Regions from separate parts of the Homo sapiens genome. Here region 1 is linked to region 2. Evidence: chromatin loops called from intact Hi-C (ENCODE). Cell type or tissue: PC-3. All regions are shown on one strand.

Evidence for each region. Peaks named below come from ENCODE experiments on the same cell type or tissue, not always from the same donor. Only the 100,000 strongest peaks of a DNase experiment are listed, where the experiment ranks them.
Region 1: it touches region 2 in a loop (1.9-fold over the local background); 1 of 110 quality-filtered maps calls a loop at or near these places.

Annotation. Positions count from the first base shown.
Region 1 is chr5:158,978,900-158,981,399 of GRCh38, reverse strand. All of the region lies in intron 6 of EBF1 (EBF transcription factor 1), which reads left to right. Among named protein-coding and RNA genes, the nearest start is that of EBF1, 120 kb to the left of the region's middle. In PC-3, no CTCF peak of the experiment used is centred here; a DNase peak (open chromatin) is centred at 1,189; H3K4me3 peaks cover 763 bases; H3K27ac peaks cover 909 bases.
Region 2 is chr5:158,854,181-158,856,680 of GRCh38, reverse strand. All of the region lies in intron 6 of EBF1 (EBF transcription factor 1), which reads left to right. Among named protein-coding and RNA genes, the nearest start is that of EBF1, 240 kb to the left of the region's middle. In PC-3, no CTCF peak of the experiment used is centred here; a DNase peak (open chromatin) is centred at 1,010; H3K4me3 peaks cover 431 bases; H3K27ac peaks cover 2,165 bases.

The sequences.
Region 1 (2,500 bases), 120 kb before region 2:
GTATGCTTCTACTTTCATAACTTTATAAAAAAGCACCTTAAAATGTTGATTTGACATACAATAAAGATCACTTTCCAGTGAAAAGATTAAACTCCCATGAAAACAACCTTCTATTTTTCTAATTTCCTTTTGACTTTATTAGGTTTTACCTGATTTGTTCTTGTCTCAAAACATTTTCCCTTGTTTCTGTAATTGTTGGAGTCATTTTGATGCAAGGATATTATAGTCAGTTTTTTTTTTTTAACATTTGGAAATGGTTAGCTACCCTTGCTGAATATGGCCCATTTTGAGTATTGGTGTAACAAATGAGAAACACCTTATTGAATAGTATATATTCTTTGCTGGTTCCTCTTATCCCCAACTAAGATTTTATGTTCCTCAAGATTTGGGCTTGGTTTTTGTAAACTTTTGCAGTGGTTTTAAATATTCATCATGTTTTAGAAATTAGCAATTATATTATAGCCTTAACCTTATTATGAAACTTACTAGTTTCTTTTTCCTTTTTAAAATAATTGTTTAAATCCCTTGATATAGACAAGGGGAAAAAAATGAGAAGGCATGTCATACTCCAGTTTTTCAGAGTTTTATTTAAGTGTTCTAGATACCAGCACACAAACACCTGCTGTTTTTACTGTTCTGGGTGTCATAGAGACACCTTCAGTAGCAACATGTTTCTAGCAGAAAATAAAACAGATTCAAACTACATTCAAAGGGGGAATGCCATGAGATATTTTCTCTCCATTCTTCCTTTGTTAGTTATTTATATTCACACATCTTCACTTAACTACATTCCTTAGTAAACAGCTTGCGGGGGGTTGATATTTGTTAATGAACTGTCAATAAACACATGTTCTCTCGACTTCTTAAAAAAAGACTATATTGGGGTTGAGTGTGCTGGTTTCCAATTCCTGTTCACGCCATGGAGACAGAGAGAGGAGTCTTGGCTGCGGATCTGGCCTCAGAGCTGGGCACGGCTTGCGATCACGTGGTGGAAGCACAGCTTTTGTGCAGGGAGGAAAGTGGCAGATTTTGATAGAGAGCGTGCCAGCAGTTATTAGGAAGAAATCGGGAAGTGTTTGGAAACAGGGCTGCTAGCATTCCCAACAAAGCTGGAGAAGTCTCTCCAAAGAACAAAAGGCAAGCACACGTTCAGGGTGAGGACTTTCTTCTCTGTTGACATATGAGACGTGAAGTGAGTCAGACGCTGACCCAGGTTTGGAGAGAGGACAAATAATAATATCTTTGTTGAAGGAAATGGGGTCTAGTCATTTTCTTTTCTTCCTCCTGTTATTATTCTTTCTTTGCCTTCTCTTTTTCTCTCTATGGCTGAACATCTCTACTCAATTGCCTAATGAAGTCCTTCTGACTATAAAATACCAACGGAGAAGAACCTCGGTCATTTGCAAACAAAAAACAAAAAACAAAACACTCCCAGTGACTTGTGGGTAGAGGAAAGCAATGATGCTGCAAGCAGAGAGTGAACGCAGGGAAGGGGCCAGAGAATGACCTTTGCATTTTGGGCACCAACCTAAAGTACAAATGAATAAGAGAAACTTAGAACAGCCTTAAATAAAACTATTTATAATTTGATTAGCGTTATTACTGCCTTCTCTTCACTTTGAATCAAATTATCTCAAGAGCAACAATTCTGGAAATTTTTGCTTTAGAAAAAGAAAAAAAAAGTTGAATTTCCCAGTATCCTTGTCTGCTTTTTTTTTTTCCTTAAAAATTTCATGCATTGTTAGGGAAGAAAAGTCTAGTCTAACTCACAAATGCATCCTTATTCTCATGTATATTTGATACCGGCCCCAGTCTAATCTGATAAAGTGCACTTTGCCTGTGGTGTCTTACAATAAGCTGGCTGCATTAGTGCCGGGAAAAATCAATACCGATTTATAATTTACCATCGCAAAAACCTATCACTTTTTATGACCCTCCATCCTGGCTCATTAATATTACATTAAAACACACACACCCACTGCAACAGGGGGAAATTGTAGCTTGTCAGGTTTACAGCCATAAAGAAACCTTTAATTGGGCTTAGTTTGGGAATTCAGGCACAGATTTTGTTTATTTGTTTTATTTTTAATGTATGATATTTACCTTAAGTGAATTTTAAGATAATGTGTAATATACCTATCTATTTCTCTGAAAAGAAAGGAGAAAAGCATGTCGCAGAAATTCTGACATCCACTTTCATATAGATCTTATACATTTTAATAGTCTCTAATAGCATTCTTCTCTGTTTTCCTATAGTCTCCAAACCTTTTTCACTTTCTTCTTTTTTCTCTTTGTGTGAGTGTGGATTTCTTTATGCTGAAACATTCCAGCTGATGGTATTTCTCTTATCTTTTTGGCTTGTCATAGTTGATATTTATCCTTCCCACCTCAGATCAGGAAGAAGCTAAATGCCACCTTTTGCATTGTCTGTCTCTCAAAGAAAGGATGCATATTTGATTTTTCTTCTACACCGAATGGAGAATATTACACTGACCCTGCT
Region 2 (2,500 bases):
TGGATGGGGGAGCGTAGGGTTGCTGTGAGGACTAAAAAAATGTACTAAATGTAGTATAAACATTAGCTATGCTTAACTCATTATTATTTTTCTAAAGCCTAGCACTTGGTAAAGTATTCAGTTAGGCTACTTTGGAGCAATCTTTCCTTCTAAAAGAATCAACCATCATCAAAGGAAATTGGTATTCTGAGTCATCTTGGCTAAGAATCACCACACCACTAGAGTGTGCAGGCAAACTTGCTTCCATAATTCAAGGAAACATACATAAAATCCCATATTTTCCCAGGCTGTTCACTTTGAGAACAATTTATCATCATTATCTTTGTAAGAGAAGAGCCTTCCATATCAAAAATAACACTCAAAACACTCTCAGCGTTCAGGGAATGGTTTTGGAAGTAGACTCATTGAGAGGGAACACATACTAGGTTCAAGCAGACCCAGTGCTCTCTCACGACACCTCTTGGCTTAAATTGGGGTGCGGGATTGTGTCAGGTTTCTCTCAGAGGCCCCTCTCTGACATCTGGTAGCCATCAGCAGAAGAACCCCAGAGACAGGGATGAAAACTCAGAGAAGAATTAAGGATCTCTGTTGTAGCCTGCTATACCTGCCTGTAGCTTCTTCTTTTCTTAAATTTGAAGACTCTCTACTTTGTTTTAATAAACTATTGTTTTATGACATTTTTATTTATATCCTCCACTTTGTGTGGCTCTTCCTGCCATGCTTAAGAATCTAGCCTGGAGTCAACTGAGAAAGACATTGAAGAACAAGTGCGTGTGTTTGGAGCAGGGCAGGGGGTGTCCCACCATGGTCTCGTTTCAGCAGGTGGGTCCTTAAGTATTGCTGGGGCAGGATTTGTTTTCATGTGTTATGCTACAGATGACCAGAGGTGCTGGGGAGAAAGTCCTGATGCATAGTCACTGTTATGAGTTAGAAAATTCAGAAAGTTGAGAATTCATCAGGCGTTCATTTACTTACTTACTCATTCACTTAGCAAATATTTGACTGCCAGATGCCAAGCACCGTAATAGGATCTGGGTATGACGATGATGGGGAATGAGAGGGGGATCACTGAGGTAGGATACAGGAAGACATTCCTGGGGAGATGACATCTCAGAGACCTGAAGGGTGGGAGAGAACTAGGGCCAAATCCCTCCAGGACCCAGGGTGGGGAAGAGCTTGGCATTCTGTGGATGTGAAAAGTAGCCCCCATGGCTGGGGTGCTCACGAATGGGAACTAGAGGCTGCCACTAATCAGCTGGGTGACCCTGACCATGTCACCTGATTTCTTGGAGCTTCAGTAGACTCATCTGTCAAATGGAAGTGACTTTATCCACTCCCTGTCATATACTTCAAGACTTTTCGTGAGGATCAGTTAAAGAAAAGTTAGAAATGATTTTTTAAAGTGATGCACAGTTTAAAAGGTATAGCCTGTTTTTAAAAAATTGTTATTGATTTAGTGGAAAATTATTGCCTATAGAATTTAGCATAAGTTTGAATACCTGTTTTTGATACAAGGAAGTTTATCCTCATTAATACCAGAAGCTGGCTCTTATCACGTGGTTTTACTTTTAACTCGCTGCAGGGGAAATCAGTGAGTTCTATGCTAAGATTTTGCTCTCTGTTATGAACAATATTTTCTGGGCCCAGATCCTGGTTCTTTCACTTATATGTGACCTGGGGTTCTTTTACTGATTCCCCTCGCCTCAGTACATTCATCTGTAGATGGGAATATAGTAGGCCCTAACATTAAGGGGTGGTGGTAAGAATTCATTAGAATGAATGTGTAAATGCCCAGTGCCTGGCATGTGCTGACCAAAATGGGAGCTCTTTATGTGAAAATGGGAGTGATTCCCATGCCAACAAGGCCTGGCCAGATTCAAGGGTCCTCCCATTAAATGTAGGAAGGGAAAAAACTTGTTTGTGCTGGGTTTGATGGCGTCTTCTTTCATACAGAGAGTTCCAAATTGCTGACTTTTGAGGCCACAGTCTCTTTAGAAGCAAGGAGGAAGGCACCGAGTCAGTTGTTTTGTTTCCTGCATGGTTAATTGGTTGTAAAATGCTACTAAAAGTTACTGCTTCTGATTAAATTAAGTGCCCTGGGAAATCCAGCTGTGAACAGGTGGGTATTGGAGGTTTTCCCTGTGTCTCTATTCACTGTCTGTGGACAGCCTCATGCTGGTAAATATGCACTGCCTTCACTTTTGCTTCTGGGACCAGATGCTTTTCCCAACTTCTCCCTTCACCCAACCCGTCAGCTGCCAAAGGTCTGGGAGAAAATCAAGCTTGACTACATCTGAATTTCAAGTGATGCGATCCTTAAAAATAACCAAACAAAACATGCCATTGCTTCAAAAGCAAGAACTATGTTTGTTTTTTAATGAGAGGAGTCCCATTTAGTGTAGCCACAGGGGTCCTTGTTTTGTTATTGTTTTTATTTTAAAATGGGCACAAAGTGACCCTGCCCTAGTCTTGCAGACAAATGACTTGCTGCCACTTTGGT